Regions from separate parts of the Mus musculus genome. Here region 2 is linked to region 1. The links are chromatin loops, found by intact Hi-C in ENCODE. Cell type or tissue: left cerebral cortex. All regions are shown on one strand.

What was found. Peaks named below come from ENCODE experiments on the same cell type or tissue, not always from the same donor. Only the 100,000 strongest peaks of a DNase experiment are listed, where the experiment ranks them.
Region 2: a loop joins it to region 1, with 2.1 times the contacts of the local background. A loop is called at or near these places in 2 of 42 quality-filtered maps.

What each region holds. Positions count from the first base shown.
Region 1 is chr1:133,627,498-133,635,497 of GRCm38, reverse strand. It overlaps Zc3h11a (zinc finger CCCH type containing 11A), which reads left to right. Exons shown (of 18, transcript NM_001276767.1): 12 at 1,638-1,736. Among named protein-coding and RNA genes, the nearest start is that of Snrpe, 21 kb to the right of the region's middle. In left cerebral cortex, CTCF peaks have their summits at 220 (motif pointing left) and 3,152 (motif pointing left); DNase peaks (open chromatin) are centred at 3,132 and 6,306.
Region 2 is chr1:133,691,742-133,699,741 of GRCm38, reverse strand. It overlaps a transcript of Lax1 not described here. Among named protein-coding and RNA genes, the nearest start is that of Lax1, 5.6 kb to the right of the region's middle. In left cerebral cortex, no CTCF peak of the experiment used is centred here; a DNase peak (open chromatin) is centred at 3,617.

The sequences.
Region 1 (8,000 bases):
TATGGTTTTCCTAATGGTTCCCTATCCATTACTCCTTCCCTTTTGGCTAACAAATACAGAAAGGCTGATAGTATTATAGTCAGACAACAGTCTGCATTAAACTTAATGGATCATAGAAACAAAAGAATCAGAACCTAGGCTGGAGAGATGGCTCAGCAGTTAAGAACATGGACTGCTCTTCAGAGGTCCTGAGTTCAATTCCCAGCAACCACTTGGTGGCTCACAACCATCTGTAAGGGGATCTGATGCCCTCTTCTGGTGTGTCTGAAGACAGCTACAGTATACTCATGCATAAAATAAATGAATGTTTTAAAAAAAAGAATAAGAACCTTAGATATTTTCAGTTGGTTAGTGGAGTCCTCCTCCCTCCTCTTCTTCTTCCTTCTCCTTCCTTTTATCTTTCCTCTCCCTTCTTCTACTTTCTCTTTTTAAGGCAGGATTTGATCATTTAACCGCCATCACCAAGTTTATTTAGTGGTGGATATTGAACATAAGGCCCTGAGAGCCACAGCTCTAACCAGAGTCTTAGATTTTTTTTTTTTTTTTTTTTTTGAGACAGGGTTTCTCTGTGTAGTCCTGGCTGTCCTGGAACTCACTCTGTAGACCAGGCTGGCCTCGAACTCAGAAATCCGCCTGCCTCTGCCTCCCGAGTGCTGGGATTAAAGGCGTGCGCCACCACTGCCCGGCTCTTCAGAGTCTTCTTACCCCAGGAAAAATTAGCACTATAAATTCTTTTACTATCTTCCTAACTGAATTTACTATGAATTCAGAGTTTGTTGGTGTTTTAGTTAGGGTTTCTATTGCTGTGATGAGACATCATAACCAAACAGTTGGAAAGGAAAGAATTTATTCATCTTACACTTCCACATCACTGTTCTTCATCGAAGGAAGTTAGGGCAGGGACCTGGAGGCAGGAGCTGACGCAGAGACCATGGAGGGGTGCTGCTTACTGTCTTGCTCCTCATGACTAGGTCAGCCTGCTTATAGGACCCAGGGCTATCAGCCCAGGGATGGCACTACCCGCAGTGGACTGGGCCCTTCCTCATCAATTAGAATTTAAGAAAATTCCCTTCAGCTTGATTTATGGAGGCATTTTCTCATATGTGGTTCCTTTCTTTCGGATAATTCTAGCTTGTGTCAAGTTGACTTAACACCATCCACACAGTCAAAAGGACATTGCTGTCTTTGAGCTTTAGCTTCATCCCAGGCTTATGAGTCAGTGTGTAAGTTTAGTAATTGTTTTTTTTTTTTTTTTTTTCAAAATTCATTCATGGTCTTGTTTTGTTTTGTATACTAATTTTTTTCTTTCTGGGACATTTTGGTTTTAACATTAAGTTCTAGGAAGCAGGTGGGCAAACATCATTTAAATGTAGAAAACTTTCAGTGGTTTTTTTTTTTTGTTGTTGTTGTTCATTTGTTTTTTTGTTTTTGTTTTTGGAGACAGGGTTTTTCTGCATAGACTTGGCTGTCCAGAGACCAGATCTCAGAACTCAGAGATCTGTCTGCCTCTGGCCCACAAGTGCTGGGGTTAAAGGCATGCACCACTGCGGCCTATCCGAGAATATTTTAAATTGTCTATTTTTGTTTTTTACTTTGTTGAAGATCAAATCTTAAAATGAGTTTCTCCCTATTTGTAGGTGGTGATAGTGACCCTCCATTAAAGCGAAGCCTTGCACAGAGGCTGGGAAAAAAAGTGGAATCGCCAGAAACTAACATTGATAAAGCACCAAAGAAAGGTAAGGCCTTTGCTTCTTACAGACATGGCCTGCCTGTTTGTAGTCATAACAGGTATGGTCCCCGTTTTTCGCTCAGGTGAACGTTTACTCTACTTGATTCTAAATTGCTAACATTTAATAAAACTAACAGTTATCAACAACCACTGGAGTTCATAGGTTCCCGCATGATACTGGGAAAATGCATGGTCTCATGGGAGCACTCTAAATCAGGAATTGGCTAGCTGAAGTTAGAAGTCCAGTGTTTGCTAGTTTTAAGTCAACTTGACACGATCTAGAGTTGTTTTGAAAAGGCTCAATTGAGACAGATATCATCCCCACCAAATTGGCCCATGGGCGAGAAAGTGGTACTTTTTTTTAATTGATGATTTAGTTGGGAAGGCCCAGACCATTGTGAGTGGTGCCACCCCAGAGCTGGTGGTGATACCTGATAGTGTAAGAGAGCAGGTCGAACATGCCATGGGGGTCAAGCCAGGAAATGGCACTCCTCCTGGGTCTCTGCATCAGCTCCTGCCTCCAGGTTCCTGTCCCCACTTCCCTCAGCAGTGGAGGGACCTGAGAGTTGTAAACTGGAATAAACCCTTCCCTCCCCAAGTTGTTGATGGTCATAGTGTTTGATCACACGAGTAGAAACTAACTAAAACAACCAGGGTTTGTATTAAAGAAGACTTCTGCAGAGTCAGAGAGCCAAGGAAGCATATCACACTCCAGGATCAGAGGGCGGCTAAAGCATGGAATTGGGAAAGGACTAATCTGTTATATAAGAGTTAGAAGAGCTTGAGCTTATTCTAGTTCAGTGACAAACTAAATGTTATTTTACAGTTACCGCAAGCTGGTAAGTTGGCTCAGCTGGTAAAAGCACTTGCCACAGTCTGGTGAATGACCCGTGTTTAATCCATACAGTGACAGTGGGGGAGAGAACTGACGCCAAAGGTGTCCTCTGACTCACACAGGCCTTAGTGAGGCACATGTGCCTGTACACACACACACACACACACACACGTAACTAAATTAAATGTCAGAAAGGCCTGGGTATAGTGCCACATGCCCTTAAATCCTAGCACTCACACAGAGGCAAGTGACTTTCTGTGAGTTGGAAGCCAGCTTAGTCTACATAGTGAGTTCCAGGACTGTCAGGGCTATGTAGAGAGACCCTGTCTCAAGTAAACAAAAAACAAACCAAAGAATTCTAAGGGAAAAAATTTTTAAAAAGGGATCAAATGGTCTGATTTGCACTTGTATTTGCTTGTATTATTGAGAAACAGTAGAAGGGAAAGTGCTAGCTGGAATATGACCTATAAAATAACCCAAATAGGGCTGCAGAGATTTCTCAGTGGTTGAGAACACCCACTTCAGACAGCACAAAGCTACTGTAACTTTAGCTTCCAGGGATCTGATGCCCTCTTCTGGCCTCTGCAGGCACATGTACATACATGATATAGACATAGAAATAAATAAAAATAAACCTTGAAAAGATGTAAGATAGTTCAAGTAAATGGACATAGTGGTATAGATGAGTGTTTAAATTGGGGTATTTAAGGTTTTACAGTGCTGTCTAAAGGCGAGACGTCCTAGGCAGATCTTTCCCCCACTTTATGACTTAGGTGAACTGTTAATGCCCGAGAGAGAAGCAGATGGAGGTTTTTGGTTTTGTTTTCTTGTGTGTAGATGTTGAGGTTCAGGAACTGCCGCAAACCATAGAATCACTGATCTCAGTTAAGCAAGAATAGTTTATTGAATGTATATCCTAATACTGATCGATCAGGACCACGAAAGGAGTTGTACTAATCTGTCCTCCAAGTAGACTTTTTATATGAAAAGCCAGGTTCAAAGTTTTAAAGACAAGCAGTGAAGTAGTACAATATTTTAGGCTAACTAGACAGTGTATTATCAGCCAACTTTTAAGCAGATTGGTCTTAAGTGAGGTAAGAGGGGTGGGGGATGGGTGGTGAACAGGGGAATTTAAGACCGTTGAGAAAGTAGAGCATAAGTAATTCAGCTAGAACTTTCGGCTTGTTAGCAGCTTTCCTCAGGGTCAGCTGTGGATGATCACTTCTGGGAAGTGGAGTCTGGAGAACCTGAACTTCATTTCACCATTTGAGTAAAAGGAGCTTGAATACAGAATGGCTCCGTTATGTTAAAAAGAGCAGGCCTCCACATGCCCCCCTTGAGCTTATTCCTTAGAGTCAAATCATTGACTCTTAATTTTTTTCTAAGACCAGTGGGGACCAACTTTTATATCAGTCTTTGTTGGCATTTTGTTATTCTGACAGGTCTTGATCAGTTTGTTGACTTGAGTATTTGAAATTTTGATCTCCCTTAATAAGTGCTGCTACTCCCGTGCTGGCAGACCCTGTTGTGCCCATGTCTGTTAGGAGGGGCACTGTTGGAGCTGCCCTGGCCGTCCGGGATCAGTGTAGATGTCCCGGGTGTTCCCACACTCAGCTCTCTCTCTAGAATTATAGTTTACCTCAGGCAAGGGAACAGGTAAGCGAAGGTTTCAGTGAGGATAAAGGGACTGATAACAGAGAGGCAAAAGCAAGCCAGGTGTCCTTTGAAGGTACTAAATAATATGAGGAAATTTTGCAGTTAACACCTGTAGATGAATTGTTACATTACAGTGTTGAAGGTACTGAGACTCTGATATCTTATTCGAGCCTGCCTATATACAGATGGCTTGTCTTTCAATCTCTCTCAGAGTCAAGGTGGGCTTATGCCCCCAAGGGCATAGTTGGTCTATTTGTGTACCCATTTTCCCCATAGTTAGGTTTTAGATAAGGGGGGAGGAAGAACTCTTGGGGTAGGGGGAGAGATGACCAGGTTTGGGGAGAGGCCTGTCAGCCATGTGGCAGAAACAGATTGCTGAATGGTTAGCTCTTCCTTTGAAGTTGTGTTTTCTAACACTTTGTTGGGAGCAGTGATGTCTAAGACCCTGATATTGATTGTCTGGAACCTCCGGATGGTGACCATCATTCCAGGGTTCTTACCAGATGTGTAAAGGCGGGGTCCCCAAATCTTCTCAGCATCGCATACATCCTCCCAGGCCTCAACAGTAGAGCTTCTAGAAAAGTAAACTTTTCTACTTCTAGCTCATGAAACTTTGGTTAAGTAAATGTTTCCAGTTGGTGGCTTGTGTGCTCCAGGCAAGCAGAAGTTCTTTGTCCGGTTTCCATCGTGTGTCAGTTACACATCATAGCTCAGCAGTGTGCTGAGCACTTGCCTAGGACGTGTGAGGTCCTGAGGAAAATCTACAGAGCCTTTACCTAATACCCATGTCTCAATTAAATTGGCAGTGTGTGAAAGCAGTCCATGATGTCTGAAAGAGACATGCTGTCACCACTGCAGCCCAGGGGTGGCCAGGCTGATTGGCTAGTTAAGCAGCTGTCCTTTCCTCCTTCACCTCTCCATGTACATCCACATGAAGCCTCACACTGGGTTAAGAGCTGAGCTCCCCTAGTGCCGCCTCCAAGCAGAAAGGCTTAGAGCAGAGGTTTTGAAGTCAAAAGATTGAGAAGGAGCCTGCTCTTTAATGCTAGTTCTTAGAAGATTGAGACTGGGAGCTGAAGGCTAACCTGGTCTACATAGCAAGTTCCAGGCCAGCTAAGGCTACATAGTAAGACCTTGTCTCAAAGAACAAATAAAAAGATTGAGAAAATTGTACAATAGTAATAAGTTTCTGAATTCAGTAATCTTTGTACATGTAGTCATGCATGCGTGCATGCATGCGTGTGCACAGGCACAGCATTTGCGTGGTGGTCGGAGACAGCTGTGTGAGCTTGGTTCTCTCCTCCTGACATGGGTTCTGGGTCATACTTAGATTGTGAGGCTTTGCCCACTAAACCACCCCACTGCTCTAAAGGGTTGTCCCTCCCCCCCTTTTGGAGTCTGGAATGTTCTGAGGAGCGTATAATTCATATAAATTATTTCTAAGGAGAAACATTTAAGAACTTGAAGGTGTTGGTTTGGTTGATTGGCTGATTGGTTAGTTTGGTTTTGTGTATCCGTGGCTGTCCTAATAAAACTTGAGCTGTATACTAGGCTGGCCTCTGGTGAGACTAAGAGTGCAGTAAGGCCACCGCTGCCTGTTGAGATTTTTTTTTTCTTTAATTGCATTAGAAGTACAGTCTAATTTATAAACATTGAAAAGGTATTTGACCTATAAAAATGTGTTTTAGCTTTTTAAATTTTGAAACTTTTAATAGTTGAAGTTTCCAAATCTCTGAAGGAGTGTGTAGGCCTGTCTGCTAGCTTAGTCAGGGAGGAGGCAACAGGTTCTTAAACAGTCAGAAGAGCAAACTCCTTGCCTTCTTGCTGTCACAAGAGACAGCTATATCAGGGTCCTTTCAGCAAAATCTTGCTAGTGTATGCAATGGGGTCAGCGTTTGGAAGCTGATTATAGGATGGATCCCCGGATATGGCAGTTTCTAGATGTCCATCCTCCTGATACTCTTAAAAACAAAAGTATTTTAGGCTTTGTGGTCCATAATCTAAGTGGCAGCTACTAAGCTCTGCATTTGTGGTGTGAAGGCAACCATATGTGAGTGTGTAAATGAGTGAGTGTGTAAATGAGTGAGTGGCTGTGTTTCAAGGAAACAGCTCACAGAAGTAGGTTACAGCTGGATCGGGCTTGTGGGCCCGCGCTTGCTTACACTGTTTTAAATGGTTGGTTGACTTTTTGCATCACTTACACTTTCAAATGAATTTATTTTGACTCTTGTCTTCAGAGGAGTTTTGTTCTGGTCTTCTGCTTTTTTTTCCCTACAGCTTAATTTTTTGTAGGCTGCTGTGGAGTTTTCTAATGAATGTATTTTGTTTGCTTGCTTGCTTGCTTAGTTTTGTTTCTCTATTTGGTTTTGAGATGCTGGAAATCAAGCCAGGGCCTGTGTATGCTATGCCATGCAAGTAGTCTTCCAGGGAGGGGTGTCCTCTGCCCAGTCCTTAAATATCTGCCTTAGAGATTTCTCTATGGGTCATTTTTGCTTTTGGTGTTTATTAACCCAGGCCTTGCTGTTAGCTCTGCTGCTGAGTAGAAGAGTGTTTAACCAGTCTTCTAGAGTGTTTAACTAGTCTTCTAGAGTGTTTAACCAGTCTTCTAGAGTTAGAGCTACAATGTTTACACTTGATCTACTGCAATAGATTCCTCTCAGAAATGCTCTAAGATTGCTCTACCATGGCATTATTCATTTTTCATTGCTAGTGTAGATTAATTCTAGTTTTAATCAATGTCTTTATCATTTCAATGGTTTTTGGTAGGAATGAGAAACAAGTCTCCCATTTCACTATTGACCATTTACTTTTTTTGAGTGATAATTTTGAGATTAGATTGTCATTGTGAACTGAAAGAAAAAAATTACAATTAATTTTTTTCTCAGATTTATTTATTTTATATGTATGAATTGCTTTTTTGTGTGCAGGTGCATCACATGTATGCCTGGTGTATGTAGAGGTCAGAGTAGGTTGTTAGATACTCTAGAACTGGAGTTACTGGTGGTTTTGAGCCACCATGTGGGTGCTAGGAACTGAATCTGACTGTCTGCAAGAGTAACAAGTGTTCTTAACCACTGAGCCATCTCTCCAACTCTACAATCATTTGAAATGAGAATGAGAATGCGGGTATGGTAGCCTCCTCACAATCTCAGTACTCATAAAGGCCGAGACAAGAGAACGGTGAGGTTGAGGCTCCCATACTCCAGCAAAGATCCTACCACAGAAGACCTAGCCAGTCGAAGCCTGATTCTTGCTTTGTCATGAGTACTTTACTAAAATATTTCAAGGATCCAAATAGCATCAACTGTTTTCAAAAAGCAGATAGTATGTTTGGAGCATTAGGCAGTTACAGGACTCTGATCAGTGTTTTCACCAGAGCACCGCCCTAGAATAGAGGGTGAGAATACAAGTTGGGCTTACTTAAAATTAACCATTTAAATGAACAAGAACAACAGAACTAGTGGGTCATGGTGATTCATGCCTGTAACCCAAGAAAGCGGGAGGATTGCTCTAAATTTGTTGTCCTCTGTTTTATTTTCCCTGTTTTTTTCCTGTTTTAAATGTCACTTCATTTGCTTTGACCAGTTCCTAGACCAGGCTTGATGTTTCCACTGTGTGCTTTAAAGCAGTTTTCACTGCCATATTCCATATAGCTCATTTACTCACTGGCCTTTGTCAGGCTGTATACCACCCTTGGCAGAAGTATGCTTGCCTAAGTGCCCTGTGCACATTTTATACACACACGTTATGAGTGAATGGAGAGCTCATTGTTACTTTCAC
Region 2 (8,000 bases), 64 kb before region 1:
CGTAGCTCCCTCTTTTAGAAACAAGTCCTCTTCATGTGGTCACTGAGTGATTTAAAGCTCTTACCGTGTTTGCCTGTTTCCTTCCCAAGCCTACACAAGGCCAGGGGACTGTAGCAGGTCCTTATATAACCCATCAGGTACCAACTCAATGGTTACCTGTTCCTGGTCTCTGTCTGTTAGGACACGATCTTGTCGCTGGAAGCAGAAAGGGGGGGATGAGTGGCCTGTTTTCACAGACAGATGATTTTGTAGCTCTACTGTAAATAAAATCCTTGTTTGTGTGTGATGTCCTTAGCTTCTTTTTACACTGAGTGTGAACCTAAGTCATAAGAAATAGGCTGGGCATGGTGGCACATACTTTTGATCCCAGCATTGGGAGGCAGAGGCAGGCAGATCTCTGTGAGTTCGAGGCTAGTCTATAGAGTGTATTCCAGGATAAGCAGAGCTATGTAAAGAGGCCCTGTCTCAAAAAGCAAAACAAGGGGGCTGGAGATGGCTCAGTGGTTAAGAGCACTGGCTGCTCTTCCAGAGGTCCTGAGTTCAATTCCCAGCAACCACATGGTAGTTTACAACCATCTGTAATGGGACCTGATGCCCTTTTCTAGGGTGTCTGAAGACAGCTACAGTGTACTCATATACATTAAATAAATAAACCTTTTTAAAAGACCAAACTAAGACAACAAGAGGAATAGTCTGCTATGTGTATAGATGAGGAAGCGTTCATCTTGAAAACAGGTGCTTTCTGTATCTGACCCCTGATGTAGAGCCAGCTAGCAACAAGACTTGACTTCTCTAACAGCTCCCTGGACTAGCACCACTTCCCTTACCCTAGAAAACACAAGAGAGCCCCTTGAATAAAGGCTGCCATCTCTGAGAGAATGATGTCACGCACACAGCATGCAGTCTCTACAGTTAAACCAAGGAGTTAATAGTTCATGTGTTTGGGAAGTCAAATGACACCCAGAAATTATGCATCTTTTCATGAATTTTAGGCAAAGCAAATACTTGAGCTGTCTGCATGGCTCAGTGGTTCCTAAGGCTGGAACCCTTTAGTGCAGTTCCTCATGTCGCGGTGACCTCTGGCCATAAAATTATTTTCATTGCTGGCTCATAGCTGTAATTTTACTACTATAATGAATCATAATGTAAGTATCTGATATTTCTGATGGTCTTTGGTGACCCTTGTAGAAGGGTCATTCGATCTTCCTTCAAAGGGGTCTAGACCCACAGGTTGAAGCCCACTGGCATTGCTGGCTGGCATCACCACACTGCAAGGGGTGGTTCTGCTTCTTCTTCTCAGCAGACCTAGGCTCTGTGTACCAACCCAGCTGCTGCTCACTTTCCTCCATGTGCCTCCCGTAGAGAGACATCTCCTCACAGCAGACACTTCGTCCCAGCACAGCACAAGCTCGGGCTAAGCTCATCCTTACTCCTATGCTCGGGAATACTGCTATGGAAGCGACTTGTTCCAAATCGCAGATGTTCACGCTAGACCGCCTTAAAACTTTTGTTTGTGATACTGAAGACAAAAAAACAGACACCCACATTGATGGTCAGAAAGCCCTCAAAGATGATTCAGAGCACAGGTGTTACAAAAAAAATAGTAGTCCTTTTTTTAGATTTTCTCTTGTTTCATTTTTGGTTTGGGTTCTTTTGTTGACCAGTGTGGGGACTCGGGAGGACGGCAGTGTGTTCAAGAACAGCCTGTGCCGTGTACTGAGTTCCAGATTCACCTAAGCTACAGAGTGAGGCCCAGTGCCAAAAGATGGTGGTTTGTTTGTTTGTTAGATTTATTTTATTTCATGTGTCTTGAGTATTTGCCTGCATGTATCTACGTGCACCGTGCATATGCCAAGTGCTCACAGAGGTTAGAAAGCAGATCGGTCCCCTAGAACTGAAGTTATAGATGGTTGTGAACAACCATATGGGTGTTGGAAATTTAACTTGGGTCTTCTATAAAGAGCAAAAAGACCTTTTTTTAAATGTAAACATCTTTATTTATTTATTTATTTATTTATATGAGTACACTGCAGCTGTCTTCAGACACACCCCAGAAGAGGGCATCGCATCCTATTACAGACGGTTGTGAGCCACCATGTGGTGGCTGGGAATTTAACTCAGGACCTCTGGAAGAGCAGTCTGTGCTCTTAACCAATAAGCCATTTCTCCAGCCCCTTGTGTTTGGTTTAGATTTGCCTTCCAGAGTAGCTCTACCTTTTTTTAAAGATGTATTCATTTATTTTACTTATATGAGTACACTGTAGCTGTCTTCAGACACACCAGAAGAGGGCATCAGATCTCATTACAGATGGTTGTGAGCCACCATGTGGTTGCTGGGAATTGAACTCAGGACCTCTGGAAGAGCAGTCAGTGCTCTTAACCGCTGAGCCATCTCTCCAGCCCAGCTCTACCTTTTTTAAATGACTTGGAAACATTGAACTGGGGACCGAAGAGATGGCTCGGCAACTGCGAGCATCTGCTGCTCTTCTCCAGAATCCCAGTTCAGTACCCAGTACTGGCGTCAGGCAGCTCACGACCGCCTGTAATTTCATTTTCAGAGCATCTGAAATTCTGGCCTCCACTGGTACCTTCACACACACAGGGTACACATATACACAGCAGGCATGCATACATGCACATAAGTTAAAATGTACAAAAATTAAAATAAAAATCATTAAACAGCTCCTACAGAAGGTCTCCGCCAGCACTTCAGACTAAGCTGTGCTTAGGTGACAGCTTAGTCGGTAAAGTGCTAACCATTCAAGCAAGAAGACCTGAGTTCAGTCCCCAGAAGCCACATGAGAAAGCAAAGCATAGTGGTGTGTGCTTGTAACCCCAGTGTTGGGGTGACAAAGACAGAACACTAGGACTCACTGGCCTGCCAGCCAGGCAAGCCTAACCAGTGAGCACCAGATAAAAAGAGACCCTCTCTCAAAAAGCTGGGTGGGCCAGGCAGTGGTGGTGCATACATTCAATCCCAGCACTTGGGAGGCAGAAACAGGCAGATCTCTGAGTTTGAGGCCTGCCTGGTCTACAGAGAGTTCTGGGGTAGCCAGGATTACACAGAGAAAAACAAAACAAGACAAAAAATCCTTGGTAGATGGCTGCTGAGAACAACACTCAAGGAGGACCTCTGGCCTCCATATATCTATATGCACACAGGAACACACACACACACACACACACACACACACACGCAAATAAAAATCTATAAAACATAGTGATTGGAGTTGATAGTATTATCTAGCTGACTGTATAGTAGAATGGAAAACTCTTCTGGAATTTGATGTAGAAACAACACTCGTTTAGAAACCCAGAGATGTATTCCAGCTGGAATGGTGTAAATTGTCCAGGAGTGAGGTGCCCCTTGAGGCAAGGTGAGAAAGCCAGGCCTGAGAATGAAAAGGCCGGGTCAGATCCTGACCCTGCCGCCTGCCTGCTGCGAGACTTCAGGGTCTCTCCAACTCTGACACTCTTTCTATTCTTGCCCTGGTCTTTAGCTGTTATTAATAACTCTCAGAGCCTGAATGGAAGTTCTCTTCCACTGTTTTCTCTCCCTGGAATGCAGCATAATTGTGGGCTTTGAACACTCCCACATACCGGGACATGTGCCAGCAGGCTTGCCCTCCAGCCCAGCCACCTGTGTCTGGAACAAAGACAAACATGAATTCCTGAAGTGTGAGAATTCTTTTGTCAATCGACTGACCAAACTTGTGCCCGGCAAGACCTGTGGGAGTCCACTGTACTCTTGTTTCTTGTCCTTGGACACTGTCTACTCATTCAGTAAGCAAATACAGTATTGATCACGCCAGGGGCGTGTGCACTGAAGTTGAATTACTCGAAGCCCAAAGCCCTCACTGCACCCCCCCCCCCGCCGTCGCGCCTGCCTCCCCCCCCCCTTTCAGTTTAGTCTCATGGGAAAGGGACAAAACAAATATGTACCTTGTCGGGGGTACTTAGGACCAGGATGGAGACTAAAGTGAGGTAAACTGGGGATGGGGGTTAGGGAGTGTTGGGACATAGATGACAAGATGGGAGAACTGAGTGATCAGAGAAGGCTGTTGTGACAGATGTTTGTGGACCCCCAAAAATCCAGACAACATGCAAGTGAGCTGAATGAAAAGGGGCCAGAAAGGGCTGGCCCTGAAGCAGAGATCTTATTTGTCTGGGGGCCTTTCAAGGATATCAAAGGTTGAACTGAGAGACTCAAAGGAAAAGTGCAAATGGAACAGTCAGAGTCTAGAGGCTTCTTTCTGGGCAATGATGGTTCACTGGGGGATCATAACAGAGGGTGCAATGACCTATCCCACTATCTGCTGGGACAGTGGAGAGCCATACTCGGGTGACCTAAGCTACGAGTACAGAGAGGTCCAAGCCCCATTGCCAGGCTGATGTCTTAGGCCACACAAAATAGCTAAAAGGAGATGCCACCCATCAAGTGTTTGGGACATTCTGTCGGTGAGATGGCACAATGGTTAGTGCTGGGCATCTCTACTCCTCCCTAAGAGGCACAAAGAAACCAGCTCTGACCTACACCTTCCGCCTTCTGGCTCCCCTTGTCCCTTTGCCATCTGGGTCACAGGTAGGTGTTGTGCCCATCCCCTCCCCTGAGACTTGCTACAAACATCTGGTTCCTGCTGTGGCTATCACAGATATCCTGTGCTGGGTGCTACCATTTCCTGCCAGGGCCCAGGGGCTGGCTTTTCCTCTTAGAGGAGGGACTCTGGCCTCTTGCAGCTTGAGGGCCAAGAAAAGTTGGGTTGTTAATAGCAGATGTACCTCATCACTACTGTTCTGTGGCTGACAGGCTGGTAGGTCTCCTGGGACACTAAATAGAGACTCCCATTAGAACCAAGCAGGCAGAGGACTGGTCTGCCCTTGAAAGTTCCTAATCAACCAATAGCAACCACCTCCCCTCTCAGAGTCCCTGTCTTAGAGAGGGTGCAGAGACCACTTGCAAGGCCTGGCCTCAATCCTCACTTCTGAATGTTACTCATGCTGCTCAAAGGTCTTGGGTAGGGTGGAGGCAGGAGCTGAGAAGGGAGGGAACCATACTGGTTTTCTCACATCCTTAACTTAAAAAGAAGGTATTTGCTGTCTTTGTTATGCTTCAGACCTGTCTTGACTGGAAAGGCCTCAGGGACTGAACAATGAAGGGGGAAGGGAGACCTCCTGGGGTTTTCCCTGTCATCTAAGGTAGTCCCAGCCCCAAAATGCCTCAAAAAGGAAGCCTGCTTTGGGTTCTTTTTCATTCTTTCACACAAGGCAATTTAGACATTCCACCCCCTCCCCCAGGAATGTAAGAGCTACTGGTGACACCTTTGTGGGACAGAGTCTGGTGATAAGTGTCCAGGCTTTCTCCCTGTGAGAGCAGCACTGACCTTTGTCCCTTGTCCCTTGTCCCCTGCGTTCACAGCAGGGAGAATGAAAAGCCACAGAGCAATCCCCAGTATCTCACACCCGACTTGCTGTGGATCAGAAATGCAGCAAGAAACGCTGAAGAAAACATGTGAGAGACCCAGTCATCTTTGTGAGACTCTGGGTTCTTAGACTCGGGAGTTCCACTCTTCTGCCCCAAGGGTCTCAGAGACCACTCAGGGAGACAAGATGTACATCAAAGGCAGAAGTTCCCCCAAAACATGTCACATACAGAGCGATGGAGACGCAGAAGAAGACCCAGGTCCTAGGGAGGAAAGCTCACAGAGATGACTGTTTCAAGTTTCAAACCCGGGACAAATGGCTGAGGTGTCTATTTAACCTAACAAAGCAGACCTGGCCTCCAGGTTCTCTCAACATCCCCCAGTCCCTACTTGCCACACTGTATGGCTGACATACCCCACCTTCTACCCCAAACTCTCCAGCCCAGGGGCTGCGCTGCCCTTCCCTCAGAGGCTCTTCTCTGTATAATCCAGACATTTTGGTTTTACCTTTTCCCTTCTCGGCTGCTGCACCTGGTTCCCCTCTCTCCTCGCTTCCTTCCCCTCCCCCATCTCCTCACCTGGCGCCTGGTCACATCTGTCCTGGACTCTCCCAGATGTCTCTGCCTCTGGCTACCGCTCTCCCTTTACCTACATTTTCTCCTCCGCCATTCCTAGGAACACTCATGTCCTGTCTCGTCCTTCCTTTTATTTTTCTTTTCTCTCATTCAGCGGTGACTCTTGAGCCACATTTTTCTTTTACACACACAAGATGTTATTATATTTTTTCTAAAGATAATATTTGATGTTTTTAACAATCTAAGAGTCCAAGGTAAAAAGTAACAATGACCTCAAGGTCTACATGCCAGAAAGGACTAGCACAGGGCTTCAGAGATGACTTTACAGGTCTTTTACAAAAGGAAAAAAAAGTGCTTATGAAATGAAGATACCTGGGCACCCATCATACAAAGTGAGAGTGGATAGGGCCTCTGTGTAATACATGCACTCACAGGGGAGCCACCATCTAGACCAGATGCCATGCCAAGGGAGAACCTAAGACTAGCTGCCCAGTGAGCCCTGCATCATAGGTATGGGACGGGGAGTTACCGATGTTTTGTTTGGGATAGAGCCAGGCTGGCCCTGTGTTTAAGGACTAAAGTAACAGTGGAATGGAGGACAATGGGGACAGTTCTAATTAATTAGAGGATGAGATTAATGTCACTATAACAGCATAGCAGGCCCTGTTTAATAAGCTCGTGTGTGTGTGTGTGTGTGTGTGTGTGTGTGTGTGTGTGTATTGGAAGTTCAGAACCAGACATTTTTCATTAGTGGACCAATTAATTTTCACAACAATATTGTGTATTAACTTTTACTGTTGCCAGGATCCTTTGGGTGGTTAGAATCTGAACTTGTGCCTGCCTATGTGAAGAAGACATCTGAAAGAATTTGGCATTATGGGCACTGATGGCGTAGCATGCAACACCTCTCCCCCACTTCCATCAAGAGACTGCTCACCAATATACATAAGTTGAGTCTATTTCAAGCCAATCTAACCCTAGTACGGTGGCATATGCCTATAATCCCAGCACTGGGAATTCTAAGGCAGGAAGATTGAGAGCTCAAGGTCAGCAAGACCCTGACCAAAGAAAAAGCTAGAATAAAACCAGCCCTACTAGTTTATAATCGAACATCACACTAAAATGATTTTGAAAGGTTTTAAGGAACACTAGAAGAATCCAGTTTAAAACATGCACCTTGTTTCTCAGAAAGTGTTCCCCACCTTATCTTAATCTCTTAGCCAGGTTTGACTTGAGGAAGGAAAGTTGTGGAGCCGGCAGCCTGGGGAGAGAATTCCTCTGAGGTGGTTTTCCTTAGGCACTGGATTGGAATGGCACCGGGGGAGGTAAGGCCTGCAGCGGGCTGGACAAACAAAAGAGATGATCACACACAGGGAAAAATATTTTGCTTACCATCTGAGGTCAGTTCCTCCTGTCTTCCCTTGAGGCCCCACTCACCTTCACAAGGGCAACCTGGCCACCAGTCTCTAGAGCAAGGAATCCAGTGCAGAATCCGAGATTGGTTTGTTGTTTTGGTTTATTTTTGTTTGTTTTCTGAGACAGGTTTTCTCTGTGTAGCCCTGGCTGTCCTGGAACTCACTCTGTAGACGAGGCTGGCTTCGAACTCAGAGATCCTTTTGCCTCTGCCTCCCACCACTACCAGGTTAGAGGAATAATAGTTTGTTTTTTGTTTTTGTTTGTTTGTTTGTTTGTTTGTTTTGTTTTTGTTTTTTTGAGAGAGGGTTTCTCTGTACAGCCTTGGCTGTCCTGGAACTCACTTTGTAGACCAGGCTGGCCTCGAACTCAGAGATCCTCTTGCCTCTGCCTCCCACCACTACCAGGTTAAAGGAATACTAGTTTTTCTTCAAACCTGATCCCAAGGAAATGTAGGCAGAGACCTAGGTCCCAGCCCCCAGACTATCTGTCTCTAGCTAAGCAGGCTCCCCAGAGCCTGGCGTGGCGGGATTTCCTGCACAGTACTCTGGGCCTTGGGAGAACTGGAACAAGTAGGTTGTGTCCAGGCTCT